Linked DNA regions of Homo sapiens: regions 2 and 3 are each linked to region 1. Evidence: read pairs that join two places in POLR2A ChIA-PET (ENCODE). Cell type or tissue: OCI-LY7. All regions are shown on one strand. Links, peaks and the distances in the headings refer to the core of each region. The heading gives the core; the rest is flanking DNA. Region 1 overlaps ARHGAP24 (Rho GTPase activating protein 24). Region 2 overlaps ARHGAP24 (Rho GTPase activating protein 24). Region 3 overlaps ARHGAP24 (Rho GTPase activating protein 24).

Evidence for each region. Peaks named below come from ENCODE experiments on the same cell type or tissue, not always from the same donor. Only the 100,000 strongest peaks of a DNase experiment are listed, where the experiment ranks them.
Region 2: POLR2A ChIA-PET joins it to region 1 with 7 read pairs; 1 of 35 experiments calls an interaction of 5 or more read pairs at or near these places.
Region 3: POLR2A ChIA-PET joins it to region 1 with 6 read pairs; 2 of 35 experiments call an interaction of 5 or more read pairs at or near these places.

Annotation. Positions count from the first base shown.
Region 1 is chr4:85,656,348-85,666,911 of GRCh38, forward strand. The region is part of intron 2 of ARHGAP24 (Rho GTPase activating protein 24); the gene reads left to right. It overlaps LOC105377319 (a long non-coding RNA gene), which reads left to right. Exons shown (of 3, transcript XR_938955.4): 3 at 2,701-3,114. Among named protein-coding and RNA genes, the nearest start is that of MIR4451, 61 kb to the right of the region's middle. RefSeq lists an enhancer at 10,278-10,564. In OCI-LY7, for the core only: CTCF peaks have their summits at 2,921 and 3,131; DNase peaks (open chromatin) are centred at 2,914, 3,664 and 4,584; H3K4me3 peaks cover 1,979 bases; H3K27ac peaks cover 3,033 bases.
Region 2 is chr4:85,771,739-85,782,302 of GRCh38, forward strand. The region is part of intron 3 of ARHGAP24 (Rho GTPase activating protein 24); the gene reads left to right. Among named protein-coding and RNA genes, the nearest start is that of MIR4451, 55 kb to the left of the region's middle. RefSeq lists an enhancer at 2,048-2,588. In OCI-LY7, for the core only: no CTCF peak of the experiment used is centred there; DNase peaks (open chromatin) are centred at 6,753, 7,193 and 7,673; H3K4me3 peaks cover 1,514 bases; H3K27ac peaks cover 1,918 bases.
Region 3 is chr4:85,488,985-85,499,548 of GRCh38, forward strand. All of the region lies in intron 1 of ARHGAP24 (Rho GTPase activating protein 24), which reads left to right. Among named protein-coding and RNA genes, the nearest start is that of ARHGAP24, 19 kb to the left of the region's middle. RefSeq lists an enhancer at 9,418-9,467. In OCI-LY7, for the core only: no CTCF peak of the experiment used is centred there; no DNase peak of the experiment used is centred there.

The sequences.
Region 1 (10,564 bases), core at 1,897-6,896:
GCTTAAAAGTATTTTGACACATGTAAGAGCAGAAAGATAAAGTAATATAATTTTAATTCTAATATGATAGGACTTTAGAATCAATTAGTGTATCTTATATGAGTGATTTAATAAAGCTTTGTTTGTTTGTTTGTGTTTTGAGACAGAGTCTCGCTCTGTCACCAGACTGGAGTGCAGTGGCGTGATCTTGGCTTACTGCAAACTTCGCCTCCTGAGTTCAAGCGATTCTCCTGCCTCAGTCTCCCAAGTAGCTGGGATTACAAGCGTGTGGCACCATGACCAGCTAATTTTTGTATTTTTAGTAGAGACAGGGTTTTACCATGTTGGCCAGGATGGTCTCGATCTCCTGACCTCGTGATCCACCCGCCTCAGCCTCCCAAAGTGCTGGGATTACAGGTGTGAGCCACCACGCCTGGCCAATAAAGCTTATTTTTAAGTAATCAGCTTTAAAAAAAAAATACAAGCATGATAATAATGATTTTTGGCCATATTTAACCATGGCTATCATATGGGTCACACTGTAGTGGCTTTACTAACAGTGTTGTTTAACTTCGCTCCTTTCAGAGTTCCTTGAAACTATTCTTGGCTGGAGTGTAAGCTGCTTTAAAAAAAATGTTTACAGCAAATTATGTAGAATAGTGAAAAATAGAGTCAAAATTAAAAAGTAAATAAATTATAAAAATGTAACATTGCAATGGTGTTTTGGAACAATTTTCTATTGACTGAAACAAGGAAATAATTTTTGTCTCGTTTTTATTTTATTCTCATTGTTTTCAGACATAAGAATTGATGGATTTTGTTTTCTCCTTAGCCTTATTTTATTTTTTCTGGGCTATAAATTTCTTCATCTCCCCAAGCCTTAACTTTTGTGGCTGTACAATTGGGAGAAGAATTTCTTGGAACTTATTAGAATTGTGTTTTAATAATGTGCTATCTGCCAAACACACTGAAACCTTTGGATGAAAGTTAATGTATTCTGAATGGTCTACTTTGTTCTTCCCTTTTAGTTTCATAACTAAAGTTTGAACCTTTAGTTTCATAACTTAAAGTTTCATAACTTTAAGAAGGATTTTTTTTCAAATACAAGAGAAAAATTTTCTTCCTCTTTTAACCTGTCTCAGAACTTGTGAGCTGAAATTAACAGAAAATCTTTAATATCTAGCCAGCAATGACACTTGACTGTGTTTCTAAAGGAATAGAGAGGGAAAATGGTCAAAACAGAGTAGTTTCTAGAAAACTTCGTGTCAGCTTGCTCTCCCATGGAGACAGGGTATTAGGCAAATTAATAACTTTATCCTCCAGGCACTTTTGCAAGGGAATAACATTTTCATTTGTTTGGCAAAATGCAAACATTGCCGGGGTAGATGATAACTACAAAATAAAAATTTTATGAAATGCCACAACTCCAATTATTGTTATTATTTTGAGACAGGGTCTCATTCTGTCAGCCAGGCTGGAGTGCAGCGGCACTATCTCAGCTCACTGCAAACTCTGCCTCCCGGGTTCAAGTGATTCTTTCACCTCAGCCTCCCGAATAGCTGGGGCCACAGGTGCGTGCCACCATGCCTAGCTAATTTTTGTATTTTTAGTGGAGATGAAGTTTTGCCATGTTGGCCAGGCTGGTCTCAAATTCCTGGCCTCAAGTGATCTGCCCCCCTCGGCTTCCCAAGATGCTGGGATTACAGGAGTCAGCCATTGTGCCCGGCCTCCAGTTATTTAATTATTCTTCATTTACAATTGCATTCTCATTGGTCAATTTGTTAAGACCTTTTTTTCAGTCTGACAAAAGAAGGAACAAACTCTTTTTCTCTCCATTAATGTTGAATAAAGTATCTATAAACTACATTTTCAATAATTAGAAGAGCTAAAATCATCACATTTGGGACCCTGGGATCTGCCTTCCCACTTCATTTTTTCTCTGTAATCAATGCAAAATTATTCAATTTAAAGGAATATGTAGCGGATCATTTTTGGAAATTTATTACTTTAGACCCTGAGACAAACCTTTTTTCATAAAAACCAATTAAAAGAGCTTCTCAGAATTTTTTTTAACCTTTTGCTTAAAAAATTGCTCTAGTAAAAAGTGCTATTTTTAACCTGTTGTTTGTGGTACAAAGTAGAAATATTTTCATAAATATTATTTGATCTCCAGCTTCTTATACTGAAATTCTGCTCTGACTGTAGGATCAAGTACACAGTAAGCACTCAATAAATACTTGCTTTGCTTTGATCATCTGAATGTAAAAGTATCTTTTATGTGGGGCTGAATTAGGTCTAGCCAACATTTAGACTAATTTTACCACGACTGTCTTCATAGTAATATTAGCGTGTTTTCACACAGTATAGTCATGAATATGGACCATGGGGAATCACTCAAGCCATTTTTTCTCACTTTTAGAGTAGTTTATAATGTGTTGATAGTATGTCTGGCTGGTTTGTTGGGAATAGGATGTACATGGCCAAATGTGGAAGCAAGGAGACAGGATAGGGGTCCTTGGAGTAATCCAGAATTTGAATCAAGCAGCTTGGGTCAAGGTGAGAGCAGCAGAGGTATAAGAAGTTCTTGTATTTTCAGTCTGTTCTGAAGCAGAGCTGATAGGATTTGCTGAGAGATTTATGTGGGATGTGACAGAGAGAGAGCCAAGTCCGTAGTAACTCTGAGACAGTGCCTCTTAACTGAAGGTGATTTTTCTCTCCCAGGAATATTTGACAACGTCTGGAGACAGTGTCTGGCTTGTCACAGTTGGGGAAGATACCACAGATATCTCGTGGGTAGAAGCCGGGGTGCAGTTAAATATCCTATGAAGCATATAATGCTGTTCTCTACAACAAAGAATTGTCTGACGTTGCTGAAGTTAAGAAACTCTGGACCAAGGTTTTTGGCCTGAACAGAGGAAAGAATGATGCTACCAGTAACAGAATGAGGGCGCTGCTAGTGCAGTATAGTTTGCAAAAAGGAAACCAGAGTTCTGTCTTTTTGAAGTGCCTATCAGATTTTCAAGGCCAATGTCAAATATTACAATATCATAAAGTAAAAATAAGATTAAAGTTTATCTGTTGTTAAATTAATGTTTAAATAATTCCTTTAGAAATTAAATTTCTATAAAATGGAAATTGTGTCTCAAAATATTCCTGTGTTATCTACAAGGCCTAACATAGCTTCTGGTATTTCAACATATATAAAAAAGTATGAATATAGCGGCCATATTAATGTTCTCCTCCCTAGTTCTATTACACTATTTGGAATGATATAATTTTAGTCTTAGAAATAGAAAATTATCTCCCTTCATTTTGATGAACACATTATATAATTAAAGTACACATAAGGGTTGTAATTACTATGTTTCCTAATATATTATAGTTCTTTCATCTCCTCAGTCTGCTTTTTGTGAAGAGGACTTTTTCAGGGTAGAAGAATGACTCAGTAATGAGAAAAAGGGGAAATTATGTTAAGTCTTTCTTCTTTTCATTCCTCCCCTATTCTGGATCCAGGGGTAGTACCACACACTTCCCCAAGCAGCATTTCTGATAACTTAGAATATCCTTATGAAGCCATCTCTAAAAAAATAATAGGTTTCTTTCCATTCGTTCTCTGAAATAGCCTCCTTTAAGTCTAGAGTGCCTGCAGCTGAACAAGCAGCTACCAGTGCAGTAGGACTTGTTGCTAGGGGGAGTTGCCCTTATCACTTCTCATCTAAACTCGGTGGGTTATGTGGAAAAAACGGCATGTGCTTAACTTCAGATTTTAAAGTCTTTTAACTTTGCAGTTGAGTGCCTTCAATTGAATTTCTTAATTAACTTTTAAGTTATGACTGTCTCTTATTCCCTCCTTACCTATATTGAAGGAGCCAATCAGTAAATACCTAAGTCCTGCCTGCCCGCCGTGAAGCAAGGAAAATGTACTTGCTAATGATTGAATTAATTCTCACACTTTAGTTAATATTGACCAATATTTCTTGGATTTTATTTCCAAAATGACTTTCTTTTTTTCTTGAAATACTGTTTTAAAAGTAGCTTTAAAATGTATCCTCCATGTAAGTATAACAAAACAGAGTGATTTATTCACAGCTACTTGTTTCAATAATGCAGATGTTCAGGGCTACAGTACTCAAATAGTGAGACTCAGGGAAGGGAGAGGAATTGGCTGAATTAATTTAAAAGAAAATCTGGCCGAGCACTGTGGATCACACCTGTAATCCCAGCACTTTGGGAGGCTGAGGCAGGTGGATCACGAGGTCAGGAGTTTGAGACCATCCTGGACAACATGGTGAAAGCCCATCTCTACTAAAAATGCAGAAATTAGCTGGGCATGGTGGCACATGCCTGTAATCCCAGCTACTCAGGAGGCTGAGGCAGGAGAATCCCTTGACCCAGGGAGTAGGAGGTTGCAGTGAGCTGAGATCGCGCCACAGCACTCTAGCCTGGTGACAGAGAGAGACTCCGTCTCAAAAAAAAAAAAAAAAAAAAAAATCTGTAGATGGGGATTGTTTAGAGAGCTGCTGGTAGACATAACCTTTCATTATTTTTAGAGTTTCAATTTGTAGCCGATTTGGTATTTTGAGACTTTCAGTTCATCTTCACTTACACCACTTTCATTAAAACTTCAGAAACAGAAATAGCCACAGGCAAACACTTTGAAGCATGCATCTTCCTTTTCTTATTTCTTACTAAGATATCTAAATTCAGACATTTGACCAGTAACATTGCAAAGATGATTCATATGTGTTACAAACTTAGAAAAGTCATTAGGAACATACTCAGATTTTGCTGTAAACATGTTTTGTTATAAAAGTGATGTGGGTGATTTTGCTTCTGCAGTTGAATGCAGTGAGTGGTTACTGTCAGAAACACAAAATACAGATTGTGACTGGTTAACAATCAGCCGATAAAAAAAGTAGCTTAGTTAACTGAAATTACATTAATTGGAGAATGAATCTAAGAAACCATAGAAGGAGCAGGACAACCCAATTTCCAGCATTATTCTGGTTTATCTTTTTCTCTGAGTGGTGAAAACAAAATACGTCGTAGGCTCAAATCTATTACAGTTTGTTTATTGTCAAGTCTTCATATGGTCCTCCATTATTTTGTTATTCTAGGCTTGCAAATTTTCAAAAACAATAAGGTATGTGAAAGTTTTATTTAAGTTAACAAATGTATAGCTTCTGCCTAACTTTTTTTTTTAATTATACTTTAAGTTTTAGGGTACATGTGCACATTGTGCAGGTTAGTTACATATGTATACATGTGCCATGCTGGTGTGCTGCACCCATTAACTGGTCATTTAGCATTAGGTATATCTCCTAATGCTATCCCTCCCCCCTTCCCCCACCCCACAACAGTCCCCAGAGTGTGATGTTCCCCTTCCTGTGTCCATGTGTTCTCATTGTTGAATTCCCACCTATGAGTGAGAGCATGCGGTGTTTGGTTTTTTGTCCTTGTGATAGTTTACTGAGAATGATGATTTCCAATTTCATCCATGTCCCTACAAAGGACATGAACTCATCATTTTTTATGGCTGCATAGAATTCCATGGTGTATATGTGCCACATTTTCTTAATCCAGTCTATCCTTATTGGACATTTGGGTTGGTTCCAAGTCTTTGCTATTGTGAATAGTGCAGCAGTAAACATACGTGTGCATGTGTCTTTATAGCAGCATGATTTGTAGTCCTTTGGGTATATACCCAGTAATGGGTTGGTTGGTCAAGTGGTATTTCTACTTCTAGATCCCTGAGGAATCGCCACACTGACTTCCACAAGGGTTGAACTAGTTTACAGTCCCACCAACAGTGTAAAAGTGTTCCTATTTCTCCACATCCTCTCCAGCACCTGTTGTTTCCTGACTTTCTAATGATTGCCATTCTAACTGGTGTGAGATGGTATTTCATTGTGGTTTTGATTTGCATTTCTCTGATGGCCAGTGATGGTGAGCATTTTTTCATGTGTTTTTTGGCTGCATAAATGTCTTCTTTTGAGAAGTGTCTGTTGATATCCTTCACCCACTTTTTGATGGGGTTGTTTGTTTTTTTATTGTAAATTTGTTTGAGTTCATTGTAGATTTTGGATATTATCCCTTTGTCAGATGAGTTCGTTGCGAAAATTTTCTCCCATTTTGTAGGTTGCCTTTTCACTCTGATGGTAGTTTCTTTTGCTGTGCAGAAGCTCTTTAGTTTAATTAGATCCCATTTGTCAATTTTGTCTTTTTTTGCCATTGCTTTTGGTGTTTTAGACATGAAGTCCTTGCCCATGCCTATGTCCTGAATGGTATTGCCTAGGTTTTCTTCTAGGGTTTTTATGGTTTTAGGTCTAACGTTTAAGTCTTTAATCCATCTTGAATTAATTTTTGTATAAGGTGTAAGGAAGGGATCCAGTTTCAGCTTTCTACATATGGCCAGCCAGTTTTCCCAGCACCATTTATTAAACAGGGAATCCTCTCCCCATTGCTTGTTTTTCTCAGGTTTGTCAAAGATCAGATAGTTGTAGATATGCGGCGTTATTTCTGAGGGCTCTGTTCTCTTCCATTGACCTATACCTCTGTTTAGGTACCAGTACCATGCTGTTTTGGTTACTGTAGCTTTGTAGTATAGTTTGAAGTCAGGTAGCGTGATGCCTCCAGCTTTGTTCTTTTGGCTTAGGATTGACTTGGTGATGCGGGCTCTTTTTTGGTTCCATATGAACTTTAAAGTAGTTTTTTCCAATTCTCTAAAGAAAGTCATTGGTAGCTTGATGGGGATGGCATTGAATCTATAAATTACCTCGGGCAGTGTGGCCATTTTCACGATATTGATTCTTCCTACCCATGAGCATGGAATGTTCTTCCATTTGTTTGTATCCTCTTTTATTTCATTGAGCAGTGGTTTGTAGTTCTCCTTGAAGAGGTCCTTCACGTCCCTTGTAAGTTGGACTCCTAGGTATTTTATTCTCTTTGAAGCAATTGTGAATGGGAGTTCACTCATGATTTGGCTCTCTGTTTGTTTGTTATTGGTGTATAAGAATGCTTGTGATTTTTGTACATTGATTTTGTATCCTGAGACTTTGCTGAAGTTGCTTATCAGCTTAAGGAGATTGTGGGCTGAGACAATGGGGTTTCCTAGATATACAATCATGTCATCTGCAAACAGGGACAATTTGACTTCCTCATTTCCTAATTGAATACCCTTGATTTCCTTCTCCTGCCTAATTGCCCTGGCCAGAACTTCCAACACTATGTTGAATAGGAGTGGTGAGAGAGGGCATCCCTGTCTTGTGCCAGTTTTCAAAGGGAATGCTTCCAGTTTTTGCCCATTCAGTATGATATTGGCTGTGGGTTTGTCATAGATAGCTCTTATTATTTTGAGATATGTCCCATCAATATCTAATTTATTGAGAGTTTTTAGCATGAAGGGTTGTTGAATTTTGTCAAAGGCTTTTTCTGCATCTATTGAGATACTCATGTGGTTTTTGTCTTTGGTTCTGTTTATATGCTGGATTACATTTATTGATTTGTGTATATTGAACCAGCCTTGCATCCCAGGGATGAAGCCCACTTGATCATGGTGGATAAGCTTTTTGATGTGCTGCTGGATTCAGTTTGCCAGTATTTTATTGAGGATTTTTGTATCAATGTTCATCAAGGATATTGGTCTAAAATTCTCTTTTTTGATTTTGTCTCTGCCCAGGTTTGGTATCAGGATGATGCTGGCCTCATAAAATGAGTTAGGGAGGATTCCCTATTGATTGGAATAGTTTCAGAAGGAATGGTACCAGTTCCTCCTTGTACCTCTGGTAGAATTCGGCTGTGAATCCATCTGGTCCTGGACTCTTTTTTGTTGGTAAGCTATTGATTATTGCCACAATTTCAGAGCCTGTTATTGGTCTATTCAGAGATTCAACTTCTTCCTGGTTTAGTCTTGGGAGAGTGTATGTGTCGAGGAATTTATCCATTTCTTCTGGATTTTCTAGTTTATTTGCGTAGAGGTGTTTGTAGTATTCTCTGATGATAGTTTGTATTTCTTTGGGATTGGTGGTGATATCCCCTTTATCATTTTTCATTGTGTCTATTTGATTCTTCTCTCTTTTCTTCTGTATTAGTCTTGCTAGCAGTCTATCAATTTTGTTGATCCTTTCAAAAAACCAGCCCCTGGATTCATTAATTTTTTGAAGGGTTTTTTTGTGTCTCTATTTCCTTCAGTTCTGCTCTGATTTTAGTTATTTCTTGCCTTCTGCTAGCTTTTGAATGTGTTTGCTCTTGCTTTTCTAGTTCTTTTAATTGTGATGTTAGGGTGTCAATTTTGGATCTTTCCTGCTTTCTCTTGTGGGCATTTAGTGCTATAAATTTCCCTCTACACACTGCTTTGAATGCGTCCCAGAGATTCTGGTATGTTGTGTCTTTGTTCTCGTTGGTTTCAAAGAACATCTTTATTTCTGCCTTCATTTCGTTATGTACCCAGTAGTCATTCAGGAGCAGGTTGTTCAGTTTCCACGTAGCTGAGCAGTTTTGAGTGAGTTTCTTAATCCTGAGTTCTAGTTTGATTGCACTGTGGTCTGAGAGACAGTTTGTTATAATTTCTGATCTTTTACATTTGCTGAGGAGAGCTTTGCTTCCAACTATGTGGTCAATTTTGGAATAGGTGTGGTATGGTGCTGAAAAAAAACATATATTCTATTGATTTGGGTTGGAGAGTTCTGTCGATGTCTATTAGGTCCCCTTGGTGCAGAGCTGAGTTCAATTCCTGGATATCCTTGTTAACTTTCTGTCTCGTTTTTCTGTCTAATGTTGACAGTGGGGTGTTAAAGTCTCCCATTATTATTGTGTGGGAGTCTAAGTTTCTTTGTAGGTCACTAAGGACTTGCTTTATGAATCTGAGTGCTCCTGTATTGGGTGCATATATATTTAGGATAGTTAGCTCTTCTTGTTGAATTGATCCCTTTACCATTATGTAATGGCCTTCTTTGTCTCTTTTGATCTTTGTTGGTTTAAAGTCTGTTTTATCAGAGACTAGGATTGCAACCCCTGCCTTTTTTTGTTTTCCATCTGCTTGGTAGATCTTCCTCCATCCTTTTATTTTCAGCCTATGTGTGTCTCTGCACGTGAGATGGGTATCCTGAATACAGCACACTGATGGGTCTTGACTCCTTATCCAATTTGCCAGTCTGTGTCTTTTAATTGGAGCATTTAGTCCATTTACATTTAAAGTTAATATTGTGATGTGTGAATTTGATCCTGTCATTATGATGTTAGCTGGTTATTTTGCTCGTTAGTTGATGCAGTTTCTTCCTAGCCTCGATGGTCTTTACAATTTGGCTTGATTTTGCAGCGGCTGGTACCGGTTTTTCCTTTCCATGTTTAGTGCTTCCTTCAGGAGCTCTTTTAGGGCAGGCCTGGTGGTGACAAAAATCTCTCAGCATTTGCTTGTCTGTAAAGGATTTTATTTCTCCTTCACTTATGAAGCTTAGTTTGGCTGGATATGAAATTCTGGGTTGAAAATTCTTTTCTTTAAGAATGTTGAATATTGGCCCCCACTCTCTTCTGGCTTGTAGGGTTTCTGCCAAGAGATCTGCTGTTAGTCTGATGGGCTTCCCTTTGTGGGTAACCTGACCTTTCTCTCTGGCTGCCCTTAACATTTTTTCCTTCATTTCAACTTTGGTGAATCTGACAATTATGTGTCTTGAAGTTTCACTTCTTGAGGAGTATCTTTGTGGCCTTCTCTGTATTTCCTGAATCTGAATTTTGGCCTGCCTTGCTAGATTGGGGAAGTTCTCCTGGATAATATCCTGCAGAGTGTTTTCCAACTTGGTTCCATTCTGCCCATCACTTTCAAGTACACCAATCAGATGTAGATTTGGTCTTTTCACATAGTCCTGTATTTCTTGGAGGCTTTGTTCGTTTGTTTTTATTCTTTTTTCTCTAAACTTCCCTTCTCGCTTCATTTCATTCATTTCATCTTCCATCACTGATACCCTTTCTTCCAGTTGATCGCATCGGCTCCTGAGGCTTCTGCATTCTTCACGTAGTTCTCAAGCTCCTGTAAGCACTTCTCTGTATTGGTTATTCTAGTTATACATTTGTCTAAATTTTTTTCAAAATTTTTAACTTCTTTGCCTTTGGTTTGAATTTCCTCCTGTAGCTCAGAGTAATTTTGATCGTCTGAAGCCTTCTTCTCTCAACTCGTCAAAGTCATTCTCCGTCCAGCTTTATTCCATTGCTGGTGAGGAACTGCATTCCTTTGGAGGAGGAGAGGCACTCTGCTTGTTAGAGTTTCCAGTTTTTCTGCTCAGTTTTTTCCCCATCTTTGTGGGTTTATCTACTTTTGGTCTTTGATGATGGTGATGTACAGATGGGTTTTTGGTGTGGATGTCCTTTCTGTTTGTTAGTTTTCCTTTTAACAGACAGGACCCTCAGCTGCAGGTCTGTTGGAGTTTGCTAGAGGTCCACTCCAGACCCTGTTTGCCTGGGTATCAGTAGCGGTGGCTGCAGCACAGCAGATTTTCGTGAACCGCGAATGCTGCTGTCTGATCGTTCCTCTGGAAGTTTTGTCTCAGAGGAGTACCCAGCCGTGTGAGATGTCAGTCTGCCCATACTGGGG
Region 2 (10,564 bases), core at 3,673-8,672, 120 kb after region 1:
TCACTTTGTTGCCCAGGCTTGAGTGCAGTGGCACAATCCCAGCTTACTGCAACCTCTGCCTCCCGGGTTCAAGTGATTCTCCTGCCTCAGCCTCCCAAGTATGTGGGACTACGGGTGCGCACCAACACACCCAGCTAATTTTATATTTTTAGTAGAGACAGGGTTTCATTATGTTGACCAGGCTGGTCTTGAACTCCTGACCTTAAGTGATCCACCCACCTTGGCCTGCCAAAGTGCTGGGATTACAGATGTGAGCCACTGTGCCTGGTTGTTCTATACCATTTTTAAATAAAAATAAACTGTGGCACTAAAATAATTAATAAAATATTACAAATAGTTTATTAATCTGGCCTTTATTATTGACTATTGAGCAATGTGTCCAAATTGTGTAAGAATCTCCTGACTTAGGAGCTAGTTGCTCTAAAGCCCGTGACCTCGTTCTTGATACTATCATCGTCTTTAGGTCAGTATTAATTCCCACTTCATAGGTAGGGTGACATGTGTCCAAGTTTGCCTGTAAGAGTCTTGGATTTTATCTCCAATCTAATTGTCATTAACAGCAGTGCCTCCTCTTACTCTCAGAAAGTCAAGATTTAGACAGTAAGGTATAGGGTCATCCACAGGGGGTATAAAATATGTTAGAGAAGGAATTTTCCTATTCCAACTTTAAAACAAATCTCGGCATTTTCTCTTGTTTGAGCTGTATCTGCCCCTTTCTGTATTCAATGTCTTAGTTTTACCTCTTGCCTTCCTAGATTCATTGAAACTGAGTTAGCCTTCAAACTCCATGTAGCTCAAAACTCAATATTTGACTTGATGGAACTAGGGTATCTGCCAAGTTGACTTTCATTCTCGTTTCCACTGGCTGTCCTAGTATAGTGTGTGAATAAGTCTTCCAGACATGAAGATAATTAGATTATCAAGAGGAATTTGATGAAAGATTTGTACTTTGCAAAGTAGCTAAACATGTAGTTCCATAGAAACCATGCAAATACAATTGTTTATGTATTGAATCTCATATTTGGACATGCTGATGCCTAGGAAACCTAATTTTCTGCCCATGAAATTTCCTAAGATATTGCCAAATTATATTCTAAACAATGTCTTTGAGTCTAGTCACCCAATGTCCAAGTTTTGAAAATGTCCAAAATGTATGCTGCCCTCAAAGAGACAGGCAGTTTAGTATAAAGTATATGCGCCTCATAGACAGATGAATGTGATTTCAAATTGTGCGATCAGTCTTTTCAGTTATATGCCTCAGTTTCCTCGTCTGCAAATAGAATGTATGAAAAATGTCTTTTACATAATCAATTCTTATAAAATACCACTGATATTTTTCTGTAATTATTATATGGAGATATTGGAGTAAGTTTGCCTTCTAACATCTTCCTACCTGTAGTAATTTTAAAATATACTTTAGGGCCATCTCTCTCTTTCTCTCTGTCCTTCATGCCTAATTTCAGACTATCACAGTATCTTACTTATACATAGAAATGTCATAGTCCTTTAGACGACCTGTCCCAGAATTTTCTCTTCACTTAGTATTCTAAAACCATAATATCTCTTATTTAAAATCTTTCAATGGATACCCATTTCCTTGAGGATAAAAACCAAATTCCTGAGCCTGGCTTTTGCCTGTCTTCCTTTCTGCATACTTTATCCATCAGTCTTGGTTTTTCATTCCACATGCCAGCTCTATATAACTACTTGAAGTAACCCAAGTGTACTCTATCTCCTACTTGGAATGTTAATCCTCTCCTTCTGCATTCAAATTGTATTTTGGTTCTATCTCCTCAAGGCAGCCTTCCTTGGTTACTTCCTGTCTTGATTCCCTGCTGCTTCCATGCTCTCCTGTAAAGCAGTGCTTACCTCCACAATAGTCTGTAAATGTCTCCCACCTCCATTTCTGAGGCAAGAGTTAGTCTTCTTCTTTGTACCCAAGCATTTGGCACATTATATGGGCTCAACAAATATAGGCACGTCAATAAATTCAAGGAAGAAGAAAAGAATTTTTACTTTATTTTCCTGGGGAAATTTCTATTCTGAATAAGAAATATTATCATCAATGAGATAACAAGAAATTATTACAAAAACTTCATAACCTAGCACAAGGCCTTGTCCACAGAGACAATTAATAAATATTTTAGCTTTGATCCACTAATGAAATAAATGCCACTTATATATGTAGATTAATGTATAGTCAATACAATAGGAAAAGAGCACTTTTTGTTTTAATGACTTTGAATGAAGTTATTTGCCTCTGAGTGACACCAGTGCTCAGGCAAGAAATTCCCTCTCCCTGGTTGTCCTGGAAGGAGGGCTGTCATGGCACTTAGGGAAAGCCATTCTCTTCCTAACAAAGAATCACCCTCTCCCTATCTTGCTGTCACATGGCCACCTCTCTGATGTGGCCGTACTTGAAGTGTAGTGAGCCAGTCACATTATCCAACAATATGTTTGAGTCCCAGGACCCAGAGAGGCTGACTCACTAGAACAGGTAATTAGGAAGCAGTAGGACATGAGACAGGAGAGGAAATCTAATTTACAGCTCACTGGAGGGCTCTGAAAGAGTGTGCAGCAGAGCTTGGATGGGAGATTTAATTATCTTTGAGCTCACCTCTCCAAAATTATTTGGTCTCCCTCCTTTTCATTTAGAAAACATATGTTGCAAATGCAAAGATTTAGCCTTTGCTCGCAAGAGTTGGCAGGTGAGGGCAACTTCTTAAAACCACCTGGAAAGGATAGAATTAGCTCTAGGCTATCTGCTGTTTCAATAAGAAAAACTACTGCAGCATTCAGGAAATGAAAGAGATTTCCGGAAGCTCTTAGGACCTCTAGCAAATGTAATCACATATCTAGTTAGGTACATATATCCACAGACGATATTCTGGCAAGTCAAGATATTATCTGGCCTTTGTGTTAATACAATTCGAAAGGTTACAGGTATCTTATGTAGATACAACTACTTAGGGCCCAGCTGGGGCTCTTTCCTCATTTCCTGTCATTCCTAGCTGCTGGAGCCAAGGGGAGATTTGCAGTGTTAAGTCAATTGCAGAAGTAGATTAGATTTTGCCTTCATGTTTATGGACTTAAGTTAGATGTTTGTTGACAGAAGAATAGTAGCTCATGCAGAAAGTATAATTAATTCATTAAAGAAATATTTGTCAAATGCCTGTTTTATACTAGATACTGTTCTGAACACTAAGAGCAATGTGGTTCAAAAAGCCTAAATCTTAGGTTTCTAATCTTATTTATATATCGTGATATCTTTCTGATTTGATAAAACTTATTCTAGAGGAGACATAGCAAACATGGTTCAACTGACTACTAAAATGGATAATAAGTAAGGAAGAACAAAAGATCATTTCAGACATGGAAAGGGCTATGAAAGAAAATTAAAATGGGGAAATGGGATAGAGGGTATATGTGGGTGGGAGGATGCTTAACCAGAGTGGTCGGGAAATCTTCTTTCTGAGGAGGTGGCATTTGGTAGCATCATCCTGAATGATGAGAAGATCATTCTGTGAAAATATGAGGGAGGAGCATCCCACACAGATGTGATAGCAGGTTAGGAAATTCGGTAGGTGTATTAGTCCATTTTCATGCTGCTGATAAAGACTTACCTGAGACTGGGTAATTTATAAAGAAAAAGAGGTTTAATGGACTCACAGTTCCATTGGCTAGGGAGGCCTCACAATCATGACGGAAGGTTAAAGGCACATCTTACATGGCAGCAGGCAAGATAGAATGAGAACCAAGTGAAAGGGGTTCCCCCTTATAAAACCATCAGATCTCGTGAGACTTGTTCACTACCATGAGAACAGTATGGGGGAAACTGTCCCCATGATTCAGTTATCTCCCACTGGGTCCCTCCCACAACACCTGGGAATTATGGAGCTACAATTCAAGATGAGATTTGGTTGGGGACACAGCCAAACCATATCAGTAGGAAAGATAAACTGAAGCTAAATCATGTAGTACATAGGAGGCCATGGTTAGGCATTTGGATTTATACTGAGGGCAATGGGAGATTGTAGTAGGGCTGAAGCAGGGGAATTATGGGAAATCACTGGACAATGCAAAGCAAGAGAATAATGGAAAACCACTGGAAGGAATGAAGGAGAGTAATCATGGGAAATTGTTCAACAGTGAAGCAGGGGAATGATGGGAAAGATGAGAAATCATGGGTATAAGGAGGGGAATGATGATTCTGGTTCTCTGAGGAGAATGAACTGTGAGAGGTGTACGTATGTGCTGGAATTGGCTTAAGAGAGTTGATGCTTGAGATTTTTATGTGTGTCAGTTTCTTAAAACTGTTAAAAACTTCCATGCATGAAATCTGCCCCCAAGCATAGAATATTAGAATCTAGTAGCTGTTCATGCAGTCACTACCCTTCACTGCTATCACCAAAGAGCTCTCTGGGATTTCTTAGTAAAAGCCTTCTTCTAGTGTTACTATAAACCTGAAAACTGAGAGGAGGAGATCAAGAGTTAGAGAATTCCGACTGCCTTGCCTGTGTTAATATAGCCTGCCCTGGAGTTCACCTCTGCTGGAAATATTTCTTCCATCAGTGAAATTCAACACCACAGGGCAAATCTTCAAAATACAGTGAGTATTCCCCACTAAACTACACTAGTATTCTGAAATTCAGAGCATTCCCAGAGTAGGGCAACCTGGAGTGTGTCCCAGGACCCTAAATAGAGCAGAACACCAGTTTTAAAAATGGTTGCAAAAATGTTGTGCCGTTTTAGATTGTATTGGATCACATATTGACAGCACATGCTTCCCTTCCAATGGGTAGAGATGAGCCATTCCATGGATTTTGAAGTAGGTTTGAAGGCCAATTTCCTATTGCTTTCACTGGTCACCAAAATTGCTAGTTCCTTCTTTGTTTAGCCTATTTTAGGAGACTTTGGTTCTTGAATTCAATACCCATAATCTATTGTCTATGGCTCAGCCCACTCCTGTTCTAAACAATCTGTGACTTCTCTTCACTCTTTCCTTCCTTCCTGCAGCCATTTAACCCTCTGAATCACCTTGACTCATTCCATGTAAAACTCTATGTCTCCTCAAGGCCTATTACCTTACAAGGTCTTACTCATATTTCCTTCCTGCTCTTTCTAATGGACTAAAGGTAAAACTGTCAATATCGAAAGTAAAGCTTAAGAAGTAAAAGGAAAATACAGAATATTTTTAGCAAATGCAAGTAATATGTATCAATGTGTCCAACTCTTGTCACATTTGACATATTAATGTTGCTTAACCTTTGCATAGGGCTCAAACAGACATAATCAAATGAGAATAAAAGGAAAATAAGATGCTGTCATTGTGTCAAAAACCATGGTTTTCCAAAATTTCTTTCTCAACATTTCTGTTTTGAATCTCAGTTGCTTATTTGTCAGCATTAGAAAAGTGCTATCATACCCATTAATTTCTCAACATTTTGGAAAATGTGTTCCAGAAAATCTAATTGTCATTTTAAATATTAATTACATTTTATAATTATTTGGTCATAAGCATACTGCTTCCTGCCAAAGAACAGGGCAAGAGTAGATGCCTTAAAAGTAGACGAGAAATATTAAAACCAAACAGTGCATTTCTGAATTAAAGAATAGGTAACAGTTTGAAAATAGGCCTTGAATGATCTGAGCATTTCTCATTGTGTCTTGGAATTGCAAAGTGTAAAGAAGATTTTGCTTTAAAATTTAAGGAGCCAGATCAAATGGAAAGATTAATAGTGGCCAGAGTGATTTCAGTGTGGGCCACTTCATATTTTGGTTTACTTGATCTGGGCAGGATGTTTTAAGATTGGAGCAACCCAATCGATAGGATATAAAGAAATCAAGGACACATGTTTGAAGTGTGAGAATGAATACAGAAGTAGTCATAGAGAATTGACCTTACTTCCCATGCAAACCCTTTGATTTTATTTGAAAATTCCCTACTTTTCTAAGGAAGCTATTGCTTGTCTGTTACACTATTTCACGTGGGAGGGATGAGATAGATCTTATGAATGTTCGATAAATATTTGTTAAATAAGTGAATGAATGAATGAATACATTTCAAAAAGGTAATTTTAAAAATTATTATAATAAGCACATCACTCTTTCAGTTAGAAAAACATAATTTATTCACCAATAAATAGGAAATACATGAAAGACACCAATGAAAATTGTTATGTTGCTTCTCTGTTTTATTTAACAAATTATACAATCAACAATAATCAAAACCAAATGTGTGTATTCAAAAAATCTTGATAGATTGAAAGTGGGGATTTGTGATAATAGCAAATGTGTGTCTAGTTTAAGAGCCGTGGAGTAGTATCACTGATACTAGGTAGAACACTTATTCTGCCACCTGTCACAGCACCATGCCTTACTGAAGCAGTACTCTGTAAGGACTAATAAATGTTAGCATCCCTTGAAACATGGCAGCTCCTGAGTTGTAAAAATATTCTGGACAATCAGCAAAGGAAAAGATTATTTCCTAATATACAAAGAAATTGGAGATTAAAGGGAAAGTTTCAATATTAAGGATTTTAAATCCAAAGGAAATGTTTTCTCTGAGACAGTTCTCACATCCTAATTGTGTTACTGCTCCCTGCCAATTCCTTTGCTTATTATGCAAGGATATAGAGGAAAAGGCAAACTATTTCCCCTCAGGTATGTTAGTGTAGTGGAAAAAGCATTGAAGCAGGAGTTGTGAAACCTGGTTATTTGTTAACTGTGGCACTAACTAGCCGTGTGAGTGACCTTATACAAATCATATTTTTCTCTGGGTTTCACTTCCCTTATCTACAAAATGGGTTCACCCGGCTAAATTATATTTAAGGTCCTGATGAGCTTTCTATGATTCCTATTTCTTATTTTGTTTTGTTTTGTTTCTAAATGCTCAAATACTACATTATTTAAGGTATATTTCCTTGTAGGTTTTTTTTCCCCTCTCTGTCTCTTTCTTCAATATATGGGATGGGAGGATACTGACTAAGTCTGAGAAGGAGGAGAAAGAAAATTAGCTACAGGAAGAGTTTATATCCCCTTCTACAAGAAAACTTAAATATAGCTACCACCGCTTTGAAAGGAATGGTTTGTGTCCAAACAGCATTTTCCAGACAAGCTCTGTACTTTTTTGCCAAAAGAATTAACTTTAAACTGAAGGCAGTGGACAGTTAAACAAGAGTCGGCACTGGGAACAGCTGTGCGTAGACCAGACCAGTGACTTATAAGGTACTGTTTTTACTCATTTAAATCTTCAGGGTTCATTTGTTTTGGGGACAAGTATTTAGTGGTCATTTGACCTTTTTTTCCTCCCTCTTCACCTCTATTTTGAGAGAAAATATACCCTTGAAAATATTTTAGCTTTTTAACTGTATTATTTTCTGGCTGTTGATATTTGAAACTACTCGGATTTTGCTTTGTTTTGTTAGTGTTTTTAGGAACCAGATGATTGTTGCTGTTGTTTTATTTTAAAGCTTAGTTTAGGTTTGTTTCTTTGTTGTATCTTGTCATGTGTGGTTTTTGTGTTTTATTGCTTGTGTTGGATAAAGATAAATATACTTTAGCATTACAAAATGTACAGAATGTTCTTGACTGGGCAGGAGGGGGAGCTTAATGAATCTTCAACTTGAAATATAGAACTAATATGGAGCCAATCAGACAAGAGAACCTGGGCAGGGCAGTCTAGGCACTTTAACTGATTCAGTCAAGGCTCACTAAACTCATCACAGCTTGGTAGATCTGACCTGGGAAACACAGTTATTTTGAATTGGGGTTTTTGCCTCCAGTTTGCTTCTATATTTAGCTGTTAATTTTAATCCTTCCTTCTCTTTATTCATTATTTTTTAAAAAAATTCTAATAAGCCTACTTTTCTTTTTTTAATGAAGCTTATCTTAGTGTAAGCTCATTCACCTTAATGGAGGAACATTTCTAAGAAGAGTGAAATTTTCAAAAAGATTTCAAGTCACCGATCCATAGAGGGTCTTCCAGAGCAGAAGGGGAATAGCCCAATGCGGCACAGAAAAAAATCCCTGTGTACCCTAGCATTCCAGGTGTCACTCTTTCCCCGAGGCCCTGGCTAGCTGGTATATAATATTTGCTGCTGGCCAATAAAACAACAATGGAGAACATTAAGGGTTTCAATATATGTGAATTTTCCATAAAGTGAAGTTTAAAAAGTAAACTTTTACCACTGAAAACTTGAAAAGCTTTTCAAAGAATTTAGCCACTTGTGGATCATTCTCTTCATGAGATCCACTATATGTTTTGAGCTCTCTCTGGAGGGGACTAAATGCAATTTAATGTTCCCTTAATTTCTCAGTATTACTCATGGATACATATTATAGAATTTTTCTATAATGCAGTAATACATTGCATGGTATATAAGGCTATTAATTCTTAGATCAAATGGTCACATAATCACTGTTTATTTTTTATTTTTTAGTTTTATTTTTTTGAGATGGAGTCTTGCTCTGTCGCCCAGGCTGGAGTGCAATGGCACGCTCTTGGCTCACTGCAACCTCCACCTCCTGGATTCAAGTGATTCTCCTGCCTCAGCCTCCAGAGTAGCTGGGATTACAGGGGCCTGCCACCATGCCTGGCTAATTTTTGTAATTTTGGTAGAGATGGGGTTTCACCATGTTGGCCACGCTGGTCTTGAACTGCTGACCTCATGATCCACCCACCTCGGCCTCCCAAAGTGCTGGGATTACAAACGTGAGCCACTGCGCCCAGCCTTTTTTTAATTCTTGTATTATTTTTATAGGACTTTTTTTTTCCTCCTGTGTCCACCTTCCATATTGAAGAGTGACTTCTTTACTTACTGGTGTAGACAGTTTGCATATCTCTAATAACTTCCTTCAACCTCAACAACCTCTTCATGATTATTTTGTGCTGGGAGCAAGAACACCAGAAAATGAACAAGTTTATAAAAAATTATGGACGAATAAGAGGCAATAACTTTATCTGAGGGTCCAAGAGATTCTCTTATGAGAAACGTGCATGTGCCAAAGGACATAGACACAGTGACATCTATTTTGGGTGCTCAGGAGACACTTGGCTTGTGTCCAAGTTCTTAGTTGTGTTCTGTAGTAGAGGTTGCCATGGAAGTAGTTCTGGAATAAGTAATGTGTTACTGCATCTTATACAGAAAGTGTGGTTTGTTCTTTTTATAAAGTTACTGGAGGTGTGTGTCAAGGAATCAGTGACTAAACAAATCCCAAGAGGCATACCTAATATTAATCAAGCACTAAGTGTTTTATTTTAGTCCCATTCACAATCACGCTGTTCACATGCATGTCTAGCTGGGAAACAGCATAATAATGCTTTGTAGGAAAGAGAGAAAAGGAAAAAAATATTCATTTTCTGGTTTATTCAATTCTTCTGTGTGGAGATTATGCTTAAGAAAACAATGAATAAGGCAAGATTTATTTTCTCAGTGATTTTTCTGATTTCTTGAATGGCTTTCTAACTTACAAGTTCTTTTAAGCTGAAAAACACTACAAAGCAATTTTATAAACCATGTACAATGAATTAGTAGCACAATATATGACAATATGTGTTTTCTTCTAATATTTTTATATTGTGCATTTTAGAGCAAAACGAATCACTGATTTCTCAAAGATCTTGAAAATGATAGTAGTCACTTTTATTAATCTCACTCTACAAAAGAAAAAAACTGGATATATTACATACATTTATTAAGCTATAAGCTGAGTCCAGGGCAATTCTATGTTTCAACTTTAATTAGATTCCTTGGCTAAATACTTGATCATTTAACTTTATTTGGAATCACATTGTGAAGACTTTTGTATTAGAAGCTCATTTTTCTTTAATTTTTAAAAAAATACAAGTTTCACCTAGTCACTGTAGAAATTTTTCCTAAGTGTTAAAGCATCAGATGGTGTATATGACAAACTTTTCTGTTTGAAACAATGAATTAGAGACTGGCTTTTGTCTGCAATAATGAATTTGGGATATGCATATGTTTGTTAACTTTGTCTAAAACAATTCTCTAGGCCAGGCATGGTGATTCACACCTGTAATCCCAGCACTTTGGGAGGCCAAGGCGGACGAATCACTTGAGGTCAGGAGTTCGAGGGCAGCCTGGCCAACATGGTGAAACCCCATCTCTACTACAAAAAATAAAAAAATTAGCCAGGCACGGTGGCGCATGTCTGTAATCCCAGCTACCCGGGAGGCTGAGGTAGGAGCATCACTGCAACCTGGTAGGCGGAGGTTTCAGTGAGCCGAGATCACACCACTGCACTCCAATATGGGCAACAGAGTGAGATTCTATCTCAAAAAAAAAAAAAAAGAAAAAAAAAAGAAAAAAAAAACAATTGTCTAGAAATTGTGCTTATTTTTGCTTCCTACCTTCAGTTAGGTGGCATGACTTATTTTAAAATGAAATGTTATTCCAATTGAAACACCGCTGTTTTAAACTGAAAATATGCTATGTTAAGTCAATTCAGTAAAGCTTTTCCTCACTTGACTCCTCTTTCATTTTAATCGAAATTTAATTTTCGTGTTCATACCTAAATAGGAAATTCGACATACTAAAGAATA
Region 3 (10,564 bases), core at 3,705-8,704, 170 kb before region 1:
TAAGCTAATTCCTTCTACATTCCTTGTAATAATATTAATTATGTTTGAACCCATTTAAAGTAAATTGAATATTCTCCACACTGTAGATTTTCAATTAATTCAGCCTTCAAACCACATCAGAATTGTACATTATTTTATGATCTTCATGTGCCTGAAAAACAACAAATAAGTCTGATGGCATTTAACACTTAAGAGATTTCATGCAGAAAGTAAAAATAAAAACGAAAAATAACGGGTTAATCTCTTTAAGCACTGCCTTGACCAGTCAAATAATCACTGAAGGTGAGTGAGAGAATGGATGAGGAGAGAAAAAGAGGATTCAGCTCATGATGACTGCTGTGCAAATCTGAGAAACAGGGAGAGTTGTTTCTGTGCAGGGCTTTTATTATCTCTCTGTTTGCAGTCCCATCCTTGACTGTTTAATTTGTGGAACATTCCAGGGAGTATCCTTAGCTTCCCTGACATGAGCCTGAGACTGGGACTTGATGACTCAGAGGGACTCCTTTCTTAAACAGGAGAGGTCAAATAGAGCCAGTTGGCCCTGCAGCTCATGGCTCAGCTGGGTGAGACAGACTCTTCATCTGGAGCAAGGTGAGCCCTTTGTGCAGCTGAGCTGTGGGGTGCCAGAGAATGCTGCTCCACAAACCTTTGCAGGAAGCTTTGAAAAATATAGGATGTGGTCTCAGAAACACTGGGTTATTTCTGTAGCTCAAAAGAAAGAATACTAAATACTTAGATTTCCTTCCGACATTTGCTCATGGCTCAATGGTGTCCCTTCTGGGACTGTGCTTCTGATATATATTTCCAAGCAAGAATAGGACAGCAGTGGCTTGTGAGGGTTAGAACTTACTTGTTTAGCAAGTAACACTCGGACCAAATAAGGAGCAATAATAATAGTGGCATGTTTTTACTGCTGTTTTCTGTTAGTTTGATGTAACGAAGATTTTCTTAATCTCTTAGAAATAGCCATTAAGTAAAATAAAATTATATTGAACTATTTGATGGAAATGCCAAGCAATTAGTGTATGACATCATTTATGAGCTGTATTATTAATGTGAAATGCTAGAATAATTCAGCAAGAGTAAATGACATGCAAAGGTCATATTACCATGGGCCTGGAGGGGGCAGAAATGGGAGGGAGAGGGAGAATAAATATATATGTCATGTTAAGGTAGAATGTGATAAAATTACTGGTGATATTTTGTATTAGCCTGAGATATGCTGAATTACAGTTGGTGATGCTTTTTGTCAAGGTAGTTAGGGAACAGGTCTAGTGATTGCTTACAAGATTAGAGATTGATTCCTGATACCAATGTTGACCCATAAATTGTAGCTAGAACAATTTAAGACTGTGTTTACAGGCTTGGAGGCAGTCAGCAGAGGCCTCTGGTTCATAGGAACCAGGTTATATTTTGCCTTAAATCTGAGCTTTGCTTTGAAATAAAGATATTAGATGCTTTTTCTTGAGTTGGTAGTTCTTTTGCTTTGCAATTTCCTGGTATTCCATTGTTAAATTACAATTCTCTTTAGAATTCATTCACACATGAACCAGTTTACCCTTTCTGAATTTCGTGCCATAATTGATTTTAATAAGAGGCAGGGAAGCATCATTATTGTCTGACCATTAAGAATTATAGTTAAACAATCAAGCCATGGAACATTTGTTTGGGAGCTTTGAGGAAGGTTTTAATTAGCCCTAGCTCTTATTAGAATGATGCATTTACCTCTTGCAGGTCTATGAATTTAGCACTTTTTGTTTGTGGTGAATTAGTGGCCAGTGACTAGTATTTGATGGAATCAAAAAGATTTGTTATTTTGCCCCAAAACAGAGCTTGTATGACCAGACATTATAAAAGCCTTGATAATTGTAGAATTTATTAATAAAAATTTTCCCCACAGGGACCACTCAATATAATTCCAAATATCTCAGATTTTTCTCATCTTCATATGTTTATTCCAACACAAATGCTTCTTTCTGCAAACTCCTATTTGCCTTTGCTTAATATAATAGGTTTGTTTAGTTTTACATTCTCCTGTTATTTAAGCAAGATTGAATCTTTTTTTCCACCTGCAATTGGTATTTATAAGGGTCATACAAAACTTGTTACTTTAGGTTGATCAATTACCTTATTATCTTGTTTTGTCCCCTTGGAGGTTATGACAAAATGGTGCATAATACCAAATGTCTTGTAATTCATCACATAAAAATAATGTAATTTTAAGTTGATAACTTTTTCATAATTAATGATTGGTTTTAGATCATAATTTTTTAGCTTATTGATGGCTAATGTGGTACATTCTTCCATTTAAAGTAAGCCCTTAAGAAAAATAACAATTTTGTTATCTCTCATTTCCTCTGCTAATTTTTGTGTTTAACTTTAAATATCAAATTCAGAAATATAATTATAAAAATAAGTAACAGAAACTGTTCTATTCTGGTATTAATTGCCACTTACTGTTCTTGGACTTTTTCAATTATTTTAATTAATAAATCAGCTAGGCTGTATTTCAACTTGGACATTATCCAGAAATCACCTTGGGTCTGTTTAACACACACACACACACAGCTGTGTGGAAACCAGGCTGGAGGGAGCAATTATGCTGAGTAGGAGTCCCAAGAGGGGTTCTGTGTGCACTAGGTACTTCCTGGGGACTTGGAACTGATGGTTTTTATCTAGGCTGTTGCCCTGAATCTATACTTGTTTCTTAGCCCAAGGAGGGCTCTGGCCAGAGTACTGTCAACCAAGTGTCTTGTGATGAGAACCTCTAATGCCTCTGGGTGTCTGGAGTGCTATCTCATTGAATTAGCCTCAAGTTGAACTCCCTTAGAAGTTTCAGCTGCTTCATGTTCTGAATTCTAATGAATTTGAAACTATACTGAGCAGGTGACAGCTGTGAGTGAGGGACCACATCACCAGCTTATTTACTTTTATTCTAATTCAAAGTGATAGGCCCCTTCCTCTTTGAAGTTAAATGTCTTGTTTCTATTCTTTCTCTAACCACTTTTTTGTCTTTTGTCTTTCTTCCATTTTGGTTCTTTTTATTTCCTCTCTCTCTTCCTCGCCATTCCCTCTTCCTCCCGTATTTCCTCCCTCTTCCCTCCTCCCTCCTTCCCTCCCTTCCTTCCTTCTTCTGTTCTTTGCCTTTTCTCTTTATTACCCTAGAACCTTGTCATATCAGTTTCCTCTAAGGACCAAACTTTCTTATGATCTTTTTCTTCCTCTATTCCTTCTTCTTATTATTACTGGTCATGGTGTTTATTGGCCCTCTTTCTTCTTCAGTTACACATTTCCAGGATGTGCTATCCTGGTCGATATCTTCGTTTCTTTTGGACTCCAAAGCCATGGACTAAATATTTCACTTTAATTGTTCAAAACTGCTTGAATGAACTGTTGTATAATTATTATTAGCTCCTCCTTTCTACTCCTATCCTCATAAAGCTTTTATGGAAATGTAAAACCAGATAAGCAGCTGGTTTGATAAATATTACTGTGATAATGGATTCAAAAAAGCCTATATTTAAAGAGTCAGTCTGCTCTAACATTCACTAACAGTGCCAAGCCACTTAAAACATTTTTTTAAATGGGGATAATTGCCAAACGGGATAACATGGCTGAAAACATTTCATGTTACAAATGATACTTATTGCTACTGAGATTTACTATCAAAGAGAGTCACTATTCAGTGTCACAGGACATTTCAAAATCTATATTTTATTTTTTTAACTTTTTATTTCAAAATAATTTGAAACATAAAAAATTGCAAAATGTATTCCCATATAACCTTTTCTAAATGTTAGCATTTTAGAGTTATCAAAACCAGAAAATTAACACTGATAAAATACTATTAACTAATCTGTAGTTGTTATTCAAATTTCATCAGTTATCTCACCAATGTCCTTTTTCTAGAGTAAGAGACAAACCGAAATCATACACAACATTTATTTGTCATGTCTCTTAGTTTCCTCCAATCTGGGTAGTCTTTCCGTATCTTACGAGATCTTGACACTTTTGAAGTCTAGTGACCAGGTATTTTGGAGAATGTCTCTCACTTTGTGTTCTGATAATAAAAGTCAGGTTGTACATTTTTGGCAAGAGTACCATAGAATTAGGGCTGTCCCCTTCTCAGTGCATCATATCAGGAAGCGCATGATGTCAATTTGTCTAAATACTACTGATGTTAACTCCAATTATTCATTCTAGGCTGGCCAGGTTTCTCTACTATAAAGTTGCTAGTTTACTTTCTGTAACTAATAAGCATTATGTGGAGAGATACTATGTAAATGACCAGTTTTTTCTATCATACTTTCAGCTATGAATTTTGTACTCATTGATCATTCTTGCCTGAAACAGTTGTCACTATGGTGTTTGCCAAATGGCGATTTTCTATCTTCATAATTCCTTCTACCATTATTAGTTAAAATTCTTCTACGCGGAAGTTTTCCCTTACCCCCCACTTACTTACTTTCAATTATTTATGTATATCAGTATGGACTCGTGGGTATCTGTTTCATTCTGTGAGCTATAATCCATTACAACTGATATTTATTTTGTTGCTCAAATTGTCCACATTTGACCATTGGAAGCCCTTTAAGTTGGCTCTTGTGCCCTTTCTTCATATCACCATCATTTTTGAACATTCTTCTTTTCTGGTACCACAAGACACTCTAGGCTCTTCTTGTACTCCATTTGATCCAGCCCATGAGTCAATCATTTTCTAAAGACACCAGATTTCTGTTATTAAAGAATAGAATTTAGAAACCAAAAATCTGGGTGTTACTTGTGCTTATTCACAAAAGAACGTATCTCCTTTTTTCTACAGTCTATTTACTTATTTGCTTAAATCTTCCATACACATAAAGTACTTTCAGAATTGTTCATCCATACTTCTGTGAAAAATATTTACTAACAAGAGTACAATATTTAGCCTTAGAATATAGGGTCAAAACGCTTTATTTCCTAAGTTACTTTTCTTCTCTTCCTCATCGTGAAAAATTTTGTGCTTTGACCTACAAGGAAAACTATGGTGACTTCATGTTGACCTGAATATTTACATACTTAAGTGAGTTGTCTACAAATCAAGGTTGTATTTTTTAATAGACTGATTTTAATACTTGCTTTGTTGTTGATATGAAAATGAAGCCTCATATTTCTATCATGTTTTCTTTTTTTTCTTTATTTCTTCTAAAAAAATGGTATGGATATGCAGAACGTGCAGCTTTGTTACATACGTATACATGTGCCATGGTGATTTGCTGCACCTACTGACCCATCCTCTAACTTCCCTCCCCTCACACCCCATCCCCCAACATCGTGTGTGTGGTTCCCCTCTCTGTGTCCATGTGTTCTCATTGTTCAACACCCACTTAATGAGTGAGAACATACAGTGTTTGGTTTTCTGTTCCTGTGTTATATGTAACATTATTATACATTTTTTTTTTACTCTTTTAATATCTTTAATATTGGCCAAGGCGGGTGGAACACGAGGTCAAGAGATCGAGACCATCCTGGCCAACATGGTGAAACCACGTCTCTACTAAAAATACAAAAATTAGCTGGGCGTGGTGGAGCCTGTAGTCTCAGCTACCCGGGAGGCTGAGGCAGGAGAACAGCTTGAACCCAGGAAGTGGAGGTTGCAGTGAGCCAAGATTGCACCATTGCACTCCAGCCTGGTGACAGAACGAGACTCTGTCTCAAAAAAAAAAATAAAAAATAAAAAAAATTAAGTCTGTCATGTAGGAAATAAAATAACAGAAAATAGCCTTCTTTCAAGTTTCTGTAACGGAATACAAGATAAAACTTCATGAAAACTCTCAAGAAAAAGAGTGACCTGGCCGGGCGCGATGGCTCACGCCTGTAATCCCAGCACTTTGGGAGGCCAAGGTGGGGAGATCATGAGGTCAGGAGTTCGAGACCAGTCTGGCCAACATAGTGAAACTCCGTCTCTAATAAAAATACAAGAAATTAGCTGGGCGGGGTGGCGGGCGCCTGTAGTCCCAGCTACTCGAGAGGCTGAGGTAGAATGGCATGAACCCGGGAGGCGGAGCTTGCAGTGAGCCGAGATCGCGCCACTGCACTCCAGCCCAGGCGACAGTGCGAGACTCCGTCTCAAAAAAAAAAAAAAAAAAAAGAGTGACCTGAGCCAAAAATGACCCTCCACTTTTACAAACCATTTTGTCTTCCTGAAAGACATGACCTATAAATGACCGAGTATGAACAGTATCTTTACACTTCTTTCTTTCCTTGATTTGTTTCCGGGTTTCAGCGAAGAGGTAAAGGGTCAGAAGGAAGAGAGCGGCTAGTAGAAGCTGAAAAGGGGAGAAGTAGGCCAAGTCAAGTAAGTACAGAAGTACAGAATTTTTTTTTTTTTTTTTTTTTTTTTTTGAGATGGAGTCTCACTCTGTTGCCCAGGCTGGAGTGTAGTGGCGCGATCTCGGCTCACTGCAAGCCTTGCCTCCCGGGTTCATGCCATTGTCCTGCCTCAGCCTCCCGAGTAGCTGGGACTACAGGCGCCCGCCACCACGCCCAGCTAATTTTTTTATATTTTTAGTAGAGACGGGTTTTCACCGTGTTAGCCAGGATGGGTCTCAATCTCCTTACCTGGTGATCCGCCCGCCTCGGCCGCCCAAAGTGCTGGGATTACAGGCGTGAGCCACCGTGCCTGGCCCAGAAAAATTTTACTATTATTAATCAGGAATTACAGGATATGAGGGGAGATTGACTACTAGTAGTGTGTCTATTTTTAACAGTGTATCAGAATGTAATACTCTACAGCATGGCAGGCGTTGAAAGCATTTTCTGATGCCTACATAGAAGTAGACAGAGGCATGAGAGTGATTCAGTGCTCAGCTGTCTCTCCTTAGCTGTAATTTATGACTGTCAGCATTATTTCTCTTGGATAGTGAAAGAAAATTTTAATCCTTTTATAGTATCACATATTTTATAGAATTTGTTTGTGTCTCATTTTGACTTTGTAGCTCCCCAAACCCTAGAGAACATGGGAAGTAGTTAGCCTACTGTTATCTTTGTTGTGAGATTTTCATCTTTTATCATAAATAGAATAGCGAACTCTTTCTTTCAGTGAAGCACTCTTCCTCCTAGTCACACTTAGTGATTACAAAGTTCTGTTTTCTTTTATACAAATGCCAACATTTTTGTAACTTCTTGGCTTATGAAGAGTGAGTGTTTAGAGTTACCGGGAACCATGAAAAGGAAGATACCACCGGTGTTTATTTACTGAGATTTAATAAGAGAGTCATCAATATGGCATTTTCACCCTTTTCCTGCCGAAATCTGGGAGAGCTTTTGGTTGCATGTGCCTTTCAGGCTTAGCATTTGTAAAACAGAAACAGCTTGTGAGTTTTACCATAGGACAGGGCTTTCAGCAGAAATAGGTCTATCACAGTTACTGTGAATATGTGCACAGGAATCCTTGCTATGGTGGGAATGTTTGTTTGTTTACTTTTCATAACCAACAGCAAACAACTCTTCTCTGAAGAAATATATTTCTCCTCTGACTTTTGAGAAGATTTTAACGTTTTGCATGATGTGTAGATCACCTTTTGACCACAAATATATGTCACATCACATTGGACAGGTTTCAAATCACAACCGTGAAGTTCAACAGCATACTGATAAAAATGGCCATGCAACACTGTGAAGATTAACATGTAGCAAGCTCCCGGGTATATTAAGTGGTAATAATAAAAAAGGCAGAGTCTTAGGTGCCCCATAGTTCATGGTTTGCACCACATTTTCACACGAGTTTTGTAGATGTCTAACTACGGACACTAGCACCCATACTTTGGTGACAGGTCAAAAACCTTTTGGGAAATTAATATTACCCAAATGTGTTTTGGTGAAAGTCTATCCTTTCTGAGAAAAGTCCCGCCAACAAAATACAGAGAAATGAGTATGAAATTTAGGAATGAACCAAAAAAAAGTCATTTTGTGATGTTTACAAGTGGACAAGGAAGGAAGTCATTTTGGGCAAAGGGAACCCACATGCAAAGCCGTGTTATGAGAATATTGGATATTTGGCAAATGCCCCGAGTTTAGTGTGAATTTGTACACTGTTGATAAAGAGGAAGGAATGGAATCAGGAAATATGAAACGGTTAAAACGATTAAACTTGGTGACTAATAGAAGTAGTAAAGAAGAAAGGATTGGAAATATCCCAACCAACTGAGCTTATTAGTCACAGATGTTGGTGAATAAATCCCACCATGCCCCATCCATTCCTGACAAGCCCAATCAGGGTACAAAATCATGTGCTTTGGTGAGACCTAGAGATAAAGTTTCATGTCTCAGCTCTGTCAAAGTACTCTGTGTAACACTGGGAAAACAACTTCTGTGAGCTTTAAATTCAGCGTCTAGAAAATAATACTTATTTCTCAGAAATTTTGTAAAGATTAATTGTGGGAGAGAAGTCACTTTGAAATAATTATATAAATGCAAAATATATTATCTTCTTGTCCACTGCTACTAATTGTCAACATTAAAAATGTATATCTGCAAAATCAGTTCTTCTATGCTAAATTAAGAAATGCAGCACCGGCCAGGCACAGTGGCTCATGCCTGTAATTCCAGCAATTTGGGAGGCTGAGGCAGGTGGATCTCCTGAGGTCTGGAGATGGAGACCAGCCTGACCAACCTGGTAAAACCCTATTTCTACTAAAAATACAAATTAGCTGGACGTGGTGGTGCAGGCCTATAATCCTAGCTAAATGAGAGAATGAGGCAGGAGAATTGCTTGAACCCAGGAGGTGGAGGTTGCGGTGAGCCAAGATCGTGCCATTGCACTCCAGTCTGGGTGACAAGACCAAAACTCAGTCTGGAAAAAAACAAAAGAAAGAAAGAAAAGGAAAAGAAATGCAGCACCATGTCCCTAACTTTTTAGTTTTACTGTTGTAACAGTCTTTGAACACACGGCAGTTTTGCCAGGTTTGGGTCTCCCTCGGTGTTCAATTTCCTTCTCCAACTTGTAAATTTCTATTCTAAATAAAACAAGAGGTAATTATGGTTGAGTTCCTTTTTCTCTTAAGTTGGTTAATAAAAAGTGTAGAGTCCTTTATGCAAGTAAAATAAATGCACAAGCTAATAGTTTATTTTCTTTTCTTTGGTAACAAGAACAAGGAGATTTTTGTGAGGAAACAAAATACTTGTTTGCCAAGAATTTGTGATAATGTGTCAAAGGTGACTAATATCTTGAATCTCATCCAGACACCTACTACAGGGGAATTAAGGACACAGTAAAATAATGGCCATCTTATACCTGGGTTGGCTCCTAACATCAAATTATGATGTGGCTTGTGGACTAGGGAGCTGGGCCTGGCCATGCTAGCTTTGTGTGTGCTTTCCTTGCTCCTTTAAGCCAACACTAGAGAGAAAGCAGACTGAATAGTTGTGTTGCTATCTTCTCTGTGACCTACTTACTTTGGTATTCTAAATTTTTCAATTATATTAATGGAAAAAGGAGGAGAGCCCTAGAAGAGAGTGACCTGTGCCCTGTTTGTGAGCTCAGCCTCGTGCTGAACAGCCCTAACTCCCTGCCCCAAATGGGGAAATCCACGGGCCTGTGTAGATGTCTTGGCCACAAGGAAGTGAGGAGACCACAGGCCCGTGTAGTCATCTTAGCCACAAGGAAGTGAAGAGACTAAAGACAGTCTTTCTCTCCTAAAGCCTAGAGAAGAATTAGAATCGTGGGGAATTGATCCCAGGAATCTAGATTCTAACAGATTGCTCGAGTGAGCCTTCTCTACACTAAACTTCAAGAATATTTATGAAAAATTTCACCATCTTGTATGATACTTGTATTAGTAAATTAAATGTAGCTGTTAATAATCAGTAAGCACTTATCCATACTTCTAAGAAAATGAAAGTTCCCTCTAAAAGGAAAGGAACAAATTGAGAACTTATTATTTTCAAATATTGTCATACATTTATTTTTTCTTTTATTTGCTTCAGACAACTTAGAATTTCACTGTATAAACTAGTGTCATCCATGAGATTAGAGAAGAAACCTCACAGTTAAGCTCCTCTCATTTATTCCACAGCTTATTCTTATTTATAATCAGCTTGTTGTTGTTTGCTTCGTAGTTATTACTAAGTGGTTATCACTTTCATTAGACCTTGCTTAGAATGTCTTCGAATTTAAATCAGATATATTATTTTAGAGTGAGAACATATACCAACATTTGAAAGAATATATAAATATGTATTTGGTAATGGCAGCATTGCTAAAATAAATGTATGACCTTCTAAGTGACTGGTCTAAAAAGGGCATTGATGATAGGTTTAGTTCATATTAGAATTTCAAGCCTCTAGTTTTATAAACAATCTCTCTATTTGATTTCAATGTTAATGAAATACTCTGCTTTAGAATCATTCAGAAGATAGCATATACTATCACTAGCAAGCATTCACATGGCTTTAAGTGGGAGAGAAATACTAGAGGAAAACTAGAAAGCCTTTATCACCACTTCGTTTCCTGTTTTCCTCTTGTCTTTGGTGACGATTCAAGGTCTAAATATTTGAAGCTATGAAAAATTAAGAATATTCTCCA